3 separate regions of the Homo sapiens genome follow, and regions 2 and 3 are each linked to region 1. A link is a contact called in ENCODE Hi-C or POLR2A ChIA-PET data. All regions are on one chromosome and are shown on one strand. The core of a region is the stretch at or near the end of the contact, and the rest is flanking DNA. Distances in the headings are between cores, read along the strand shown. Region 1 holds the start of STOX2 (storkhead box 2). Region 2 has its middle 64 kb from the start of TRAPPC11. Region 3 has its middle 150 kb from the start of ENPP6.

What was found. Hi-C counts contacts between places; a loop is a spot of excess contacts on that map. ChIA-PET counts read pairs that join two places held with the same protein, here RNA polymerase II (POLR2A). Pooled maps may share reads with other maps.
Region 2: a loop to region 1 is called in a map of endothelial cell of umbilical vein, with 4 times the contacts of the local background. The contact joins the enhancer-like site here to the promoter of STOX2 in region 1. A Hi-C loop is called at or near these places in 1 of 168 maps with a recorded cell type or tissue (endothelial cell of umbilical vein) and 4 of 50 pooled maps. POLR2A ChIA-PET finds 5 or more read pairs at or near these places in 1 of 52 experiments (H1).
Region 3: a loop to region 1 is called in a map with no recorded cell type, with 2.0 times the contacts of the local background. The contact joins the enhancer-like site here to the promoter of STOX2 in region 1. A Hi-C loop is called at or near these places in 1 of 37 single-sample maps with no recorded cell type. POLR2A ChIA-PET finds 5 or more read pairs at or near these places in 3 of 52 experiments (HEK293T, OCI-LY7 and PC-9).

What each region holds. Positions count from the first base shown.
Region 1 is chr4:183,904,002-183,906,587 of GRCh38, reverse strand. STOX2 (storkhead box 2) reads right to left here and starts at 1,281. Exons shown (of 4, transcript NM_020225.3): 1 at 1-1,281. RefSeq lists enhancers at 321-1,028, 1,029-1,738.
Region 2 is chr4:183,721,540-183,724,125 of GRCh38, reverse strand. No RefSeq gene overlaps it. Among named protein-coding and RNA genes, the nearest start is that of TRAPPC11, 64 kb to the right of the region's middle. RefSeq lists enhancers at 735-784, 182-943 and a silencer at 895-1,424. Within about 2 kb of position 1,250, at least 20 of the 41 ENCODE cell types and tissues checked have a DNase peak (open chromatin) inside an H3K27ac peak, as active enhancers do.
Region 3 is chr4:184,065,855-184,068,440 of GRCh38, reverse strand. No RefSeq gene overlaps it. Among named protein-coding and RNA genes, the nearest start is that of ENPP6, 150 kb to the left of the region's middle. Within about 2 kb of position 1,305, at least 3 of the 41 ENCODE cell types and tissues checked have a DNase peak (open chromatin) inside an H3K27ac peak, as active enhancers do.

The sequences.
Region 1 (2,586 bases), core at 32-2,531:
TACACACGTCCCACAATGCATTACACTTCATTTGCAATCCGCCCGGCTTATAGCTTCCAGATTCCTGGGGGGAAAGGCACGTTAGGAGGCTCCCCGGCCGGGAGGAGGCGGGGAGGGGGCGGGCGGGGTGGGGGCGCCGAGACTTGCAGCGTGAAGGCAATGGGAGCGCAGACAATGGCCCGATTCAGCGCAGGAGTGCTTGGCCAACTGGGAGCCACGGCACAAAAGACCCAAACAAATGAGGCAGCCGAGGCCTCCGGGGCTGACCCGGGATCGGGCGTGCGGGAGGCCGGAGGGGCGGCGGCAGACCCTCCGCGCCGGGCAGCTCAGCGCGAGGCGTGGGGATGACAGTGTCCGAGTCGTGTCCCCGCGGGCCTATCAGCCGCACGGCCCGCAGTCCCCGGCGCTGGCTGGCTCTGCCTCCGCTGCAGTCCCCGGGAGACAGTCTTCATCACAGAGGCTCGAGCGGGGGGCGCGTGTGCACAGGATCCGAGCAGGCTCTGCAGACAGCAGCTGCGGCGGGCGGGCTCCTGCGGAATCCAGGAAGAGCCCGCGTCGTCCCCGCGACTGCAGCGCCTCGTCAATCTTCCCCTTGCCGAGGCTCCGGGCGCTGTGCGTGCGCGCGGGTGGATGGCTGGGTGGGTGCGCCGACACGCATGTGCCCCCTACACATGCATGCTCCTACTTACTGGCCGAGGCGGCGCCGGAGCCATGGCTGCCAAGGACGCCGAGCCTGCGATCGACCCCCGCGCGGCGGCAGCGCTGCTCCGGCGCGAGCGCGCGGAACGGCTATTGAAGGGCAGGAAGCAGGACAGCCGCCCAGTCTCATGCTAATCACCAGGCTGCCTTAAGTTAGAACGCGGTTCCCATCAGGCTTCTCATTTTCATGTAAAACACCCGGCGGCGGCGCGGGGACCTTGGCAGCTGCCCCAGCCTGGAGCCAGCGCTTGGATATTTACATATTTTTAGGATGGTCCCTCCCGCTCGGAGAGAGACAGCGAGCCAGCCTTCGTGGGAACGGGGAGATCTGCGGTGCGCTGCCTGGCCCACCTGCGCCAACCCCAAAGGAAGCTAAAGCCAGAGGGAGGGGAGGCCACGGCGAGCTCCCCCACAACCGCACACGCCGGGGCGCCGGGTCCACGCAGCCTGGAAGACGCAATGCAAGTGGCCTGCAGCGCTTCCTCTCTCCCTCTGGAGTCCCGGTGTAAGTCACCGCCAGCCCGCTACGCTGCATTCAGGTCCACAGCTCTTTAGATGGCACGGCTCTGCACAGCTGTTTCTGGTCCAACAACCAATCGCTAAAGGACAACAATGCGCGCGGCGCGCGAGGGGAGGAGGGGCCAATGCGCCGCCCGGGCCTGGGCGCTGGGCCCGGGACGCGGGCCTGGGACCCGGAGGTCACGCCGAGTTAAAGGCGCCCAGCCACGTTGCTGCTAACCCCGACCACGCTTTGCACTGCCGTTCATTCAAAAACGGTTATCTCCTCGATTTGGGTTTTCAAAAATGCTTTGGTACAGTAAACAACGACAAAAATAAGCCCGATTTCCTTTTTCAGCGCTGCATTTGACATGTTGGTGCATTTTTTCATCTGTGACAATGCAACGTTCAAAATCATATTTATGCTGTTGTTTCATATTCACAGGTGCCAAGATGCAGAGACAGGGATATTAAATCTTTATAGGGATATGCTTCTAACAGGCTGATATCGCAAAAACAAGCCAGTGGATTCTAGCTGGTTAGGATTCAGGAAGTTCTAACACAATCTGTGCTATTCCAAGGCTTGAATTATTTGAGGGGGGTAGCAACTATCTTGAAGAACCAGGCAGAGCAGGATGGCGTTAAGCCACAGGCATTATAAAATCTAGAATTAGAGCTCTCCTCATTCAGATCTCAAGACCGCCCTCTATAACCTGTGGCCACTGTACTACCTCTTGGGATACCCAGGGTAAATAAATAAATAATCACTAAGTAGCCTATGGAATTTATATTTACATAATCAAAATGTATTACTGTCAACCAATTCACTAATGTTCTGTGGTTTTTATTTTTAATTGGGAAAGGCACTTCTAGTTCAATGTCTTCTTTCCTGTAAGAGAACTGCTAAGAACAGAAAGATTACAGCTTTAGAAGTTATAGAAGGCACTTTTAGTTCAATGTCTTCTTTCCTGTAAGAGAACTGCTAAGAACAGAAAGATTACAGCTTTAGAAGTTATAGAAAGCTAGCTGTATAAAGCAGGGATCCCCAATTCCCAGGCCATGGACTGCTTGGATATTTACCTACCCCACAGATATTTACGGACCCCGTGCAGCTTCTAGTCCTCGGCCCATTAGCAACCAGGCAGCACAGCAGGAGGTGGGTGGTGAAGCTTCATCTGTATTTACAACAGCTCTCCATTGCTTACTGGCATTACCTCCTGAGTTCAGCCTCCTGTCAGATCAGTGGCTGCATTAGATTCTCACAGGAGCACGAACCCTATTGTGAACCATGCTTGGAGGGATCTGGGTTGCGTGCTCCTTATGAGAATCTAATGCCTGATGATCTATCACTGTCTCCCATCACCTCCAGATGGGACTCTCTAGTTGCAG
Region 2 (2,586 bases), core at 1-2,500, 180 kb after region 1:
CGCCCAGCCTAGAGTGCAGTGGCACAATCATAGCTCAATGCAGCCTTGACCTCCTGGGCTCCAGCAATCCTCATACCTCAGCCTTTCAAGTAGCCGAGACTACAGGCCCACACCAGCGCCTGGCTAATTTCTTTTTAATTTTTGTAGAGACGAAGTCACGCTTTGTTGCCGAGGCTGATCTTGAACTCCTGGACTCAAGTGATCCTCCTGCCTTGGCCTCCCAAAGTGCTGGGATTATAGGCATGGGCCACAGCCCCCGGCCCAAAAACAGTATTTTTATGCATGATCATTTTCCTTTGGGTTTGTATTTGCATAGTGTCTGTTTTGTTTTGTATTACGAAACAAGATCATTACCGTATTCACTGTTCTGTCCTTGCTTTTTTCTTAACAGTACCTGGTGATCCTTTCCCCACGTTATTATTAAGTACTGAATCTCTTTATGACAGATCTCTGTAATCCAAATACAAGCGATTTAATGAAGGAAGAGAGTCCTTACAAAGAAAGCCATGACTGTCAAGGTTTCAGGCCCCACTGAGAGTGCTGTCATCTGCCAAACCAAACAGAACAGACAGAAGGAGGGGCACCTCGCACCTGCAGTGTGCACGGCACTCACTTCTGGGTAGGAAGCTCCAGGGCACCCGAGTTTGCAGAGGCAACAAAGAGGCGCAGCTGAGAGGCCAGTTGCAGCCAAGAGGCCAGGTGCAACAGGCGCCAGATGCAGCAGACAGGCCAGGCGCAGCAGAGGCCAGATGCAGCAGAGAGGCCAGGTGGGGCAGAGAGGCCAGGTGGGGCAGAGAGGCCAGGTGCAGCAGACAGGCCAGATGCAGCAGAGAGGCCAGGTGCAACCGTAAAGGTTTCACACTGCGGCATCTCCCAGGGCGGCTTTGCAAACCCTCACCGGGCGTTCTGCATTGTGCTTCCGAAAAGCCACAGGAGTTTCCTGCGAACCGCAGCGGCGCGGGTGCAGGTGGCGACAGCCCCTATTGAAGGCCCCTGCAGCGTACGCGTCGGACGGGCTTCCCAAGGCGGGTGCTGGCGGCGGCGGGGCGCACCGTAGTCCTGGTCCCGCCACGGCCGCTCCCTGGCGGCCCCCGCCGGCCGCGTGCCCCAGCCCCAGGGCGCCCGCCTCGCTCGGCGCGCACGAGTTTCTGCAGGTCTCTCCTGCCAGCCTCAGGGGAGCCTCCTCGCGGCGCGGCCCGGCTGGGTTCCGGCTTTAAAACAGAAAGGCTCATTGTCCCGAGGTCCCCTGGCCGGTCTAACCGCTGCGGAAACTCCCCGACGCCCCGCCCCGCGCCGAACGGCCCCGCGGCCTGGCCAGAGAAGCCGAGACCGGGTGCGGGGGCCGGGCGGGCGGGTGAGCCTCGCTAGAGAGGCTGGGCTGGTGTAGGTTTTTTGTTTGTTTGTTTCCTCTTTTGTTTTTTTTTTTTTTTTTTGAGATGAGGTCTCCCTCTGTCGCCCAGGTTGAAGTGCAGTGGCGCGATCTCGGCTCACTGCAACCTCCGCCTCCCGGGTTCAAATGATTCTCGCACCTCAGCCTCCCCAGTAGCTGGGATTACAGATGTCTGCCACCACGCCAGGCTAATTTAATTTTTTATTTTTTATTTTTTTTTTTTGAGACGGAGTCTGGCTCTTTCCCCCAGGCTGGAGTGCAGTGGCGGGATCTCGGCTCACTGCAAGCTCCGCCTCCCGGGTTCACGCCATTCTCCTGCCTCAGCCTCCCGAGTAGCTGGGACTACAGGCGCCCGCACCACGCCCGGCTAATTTTTTTGTATTTTTAGTAGAGACGGGGTTTCACCGTGTTAGCCAGGATGGTTTGATCTTATGACCTCGTGATCCGCCCGCCTCGGCCTCCCAAAGTGCTGGGATTACAGGCGTGAGCCACCGCGCCCGGCCTAATTTTTGTATTTTTAGTAGAGATGCGGTTTCACCTTGTTGGCCAGGCTGGTCTGGAACTCCTGACCTCAGGTGACCCACCCGCCTTGTCCTCTCAGAGTGCTGGGATTACAGGCGCGCCACCTAGCCTGGCTAATTTTTTTAGCAGAGACGGTTTTTATTTTTAGTAGAGACGGTTTCACCGTGTTGGCCAGTCTGGTCTCGAACTCATGACCTCAAGTGAACCGCCCCCCTCAGCCACTCAAAGTGCTGGGATTACAGGCGTGAGCCGCCGCGCCAGCCTGGGTGGATTTTCTGTGCACGGAAGGGAAGCAGCACCGGAACCCCTCCTGTTCCCCTAAGCACCGTGGACACTGCCCACCTGACAGCGGAGGGGGAGCAGCCGGAAAATAAAATGTCGCAGGGCGCAGTTACGCGTATCTGTTAGTGTTTGTGTGTGGTAAAAGATCTGTCACTCAATGAGTGCCCGTTTTCAAAGAATGAACATAAAATGAACATTTATTAAACATAATTTAATCTCTTCTCCATGTCAGGCCCTTTCACTGATTTCCCAAGGTGACCATTCGGACCATTCGTACATTAATATTGATTTTAAGTTGATAAAGGTTGTGTTTGAAGTTGTCTTCTTGATTTTATCCTTGCAGCTGAAGATACCTTGTGAACTTTACTTTTCAGAGCAGAGCGTCTGAGCGG
Region 3 (2,586 bases), core at 56-2,555, 160 kb before region 1:
GGTGTGCCAAGAGCCCCTTCTACACTGCCGTCATAGCAGGTGACTTAATGGTAATGGCCCCTCAAGAAAGACGAAGAGCAGACAGCCCTGGCCCAGCTCATTCACTAGTCCAGGAAGCCTGCCAAATATAAACACTCCTGCAATATAGAGAAGGAGTCAAAGGACATACATTGATTAATAACTGAAAAGATAATAAAAACCAAGCAATGCCCAAAGCTTGTGGCCACTGCATGCTGTATAGTAGCCTCTAGCTCCCGGCGTCTCACTCCTACCCATGTCCCATGGGGAAGGGCAGGATGGGGATGGACGCAGAGACAGAGTGAAGGAATTCATACTCCTTGCTGTAGAGGGGGCAAGAGCAAATTTGGGCCATTTCATTTTCTCCTGGAGTAGAACTTGCACCTGGTACAAACCTACCCAGTGTTACCTGCGGTGACTTGAGAAATATTTTTGGGAAGTATTTCTTTAATTTAAAATAAGTCATTACATTATTATTCAGGTTTTTTTTCATCACTGGCCCCCAAATGCCAATAAAGACACAATTAAAGCATGAGCAAAGTTCTTTCAATGACAGAACAGGCAGAGATAAATTTGTAGGTTATTTCAGAGCATGACAAATTTTACACCTAGAGAAAAGTGTAAAAAAAAAAAAGGATTCTCACCTTGTTAACTAAACTAGAACAGAAGATTCAGACGCGTTCTGACTTCCTGGCTGCTGTGGGTGCTGCAGTACCCTGCAATTCTACAAAGACTCTCAACTCCCACAGCCTCCATCTGTCTGGCGTGCTCATTTGAGCTCCCCTCTTGTACCTTCTGTTCTAGAGGTCCCAGAGACCGGTGCCATGGCATCGACAAGCTCTCCACCTGAATCTCAGGATGCTGGGACATCCACACCGCTAAGTCTGGAGTCAGTGCCCACAGCAGCTTTCCTCAGTGACCCCAATTGTAGCATCATCACTCATAGGCAAGAGCTGCAATCTATGTTGAAAAACCCAACTTTCCAAGATGCAAAGTTCATGGCCTCTTGTCAGACCCTCATGTCAGGTATGACCTCATTCACCCAACAGAAGGAACTGGATGAGACTAGAAATTATATTAAATTATGAAGAGGGAAGTTGTACTTTCTCTTGCCCAAATGCCACCTCATGGGACAGTGTCCGGGATGCTTCATGGCGTCTGAGTCTACGTGTACTGAGTTATACTAAATTGAATGTGGCAATTTAGTTTAAGCAAAAGTGTACAAGAGAAGTCACAGACATGCTTGCTAGTCACATGCTCTGTGTGGCAATGAGTTACTCCCCAGCCATACAGGTCAGAGGCCAAACAGTCTCCCGATTCCACCGTTTTTGTTCTGCTTATTGTGGATTTTCTGGCAGGAAATGGAAATTTGGTTGATAATTACCAGGCGTACAGATAAGGTTTCCTCATTAAAGTCTCATAAAACCGCGAAAATAAATCATTGCAAGTGAAGAGGGAAAGAAAATCTTCTGTTTAGACTTTTCTGTGACCATTTAGGCCAATTATTTTTTGTCTGCCAGCCCAGTGGCTTTATTTTCAGCTAGTGTGCAGGCTGATCATCAGAAGAAAGAATTTAGCGACCTCACAGAACTTTTCTGATTTTCAGTTAATGGTTTGGTATGTCAAGGACATGCTGAGCCTGGCAGAATAAATTATGAAACTGCAGCTGAGGAAACACAGCAGAGGAAACCTGCATAATACATGTCTGCAGATATGATATAGACATAAATAAATACTACAATTCTGAGAAAATCAGAGGGGTCCATTTGGTCTGTCCTGGAGGTCAAAGCTGTTCAAAAGTCACAGAAATGGTGATAATCCCAAATAAGACTCAGCTAAAAACTGGAACATACAACCTTTCCCACTCCCCATCTGGTGGAGTTTCTTCCTTTTCTGAACATCAATTCCAGGTATGGGGGACCCTTACATCATTCGGTTTCTCCCAGGAATTCCTCTGCAAGCATTTCCCAACTCAGCTACAAGTCAGGAGCTTTCCAATTTTTCTACCATAATTTCTCTGGTCCCAAGTCTTAGCTTTTCTGCATTCTGGAAAAAGGTGTTACTGCATCCATACATGTTAGCAGTAGCCTTCAAGGTTTCACCTAGGGTTCCTGAAAAGTATGTCACCCTTGGTATGTTACGCCTTTTTCCAGGGGAGCTGATGCCTAGAGCTCATATCCTCATTAGACTGCCTTCGCAAGAGCAGGGAAAGAAACACACTCTCGACTAATTTAATACTTTCAGATTACAAGGAATCCAGATTACTAATGAGTCAAGTTGTTAAAATGAAGATTCTCAGAGCAGATGACTGGGAGGCAAGGTGACCAACTGCCAGGGTTTCCTGGGACTGGGGTTCCCAAGAGGTGAGATTTTTGGTGCTAAAGCCAGGCAAACTTGGACAAATTGATCACCAGTGGACCAGAGACGTTCGCAGAAACTCAAGACAATGTTCATTTCACACTTTCTTAAGAGACTGAACTCTATTATAAGCAGTGACTGCAAAGTACCCAAACATAAGGAGGTTGTGATTTGGCCGTCGTTTCCTTGCCGTCAGTGGCAAGTAGAAAA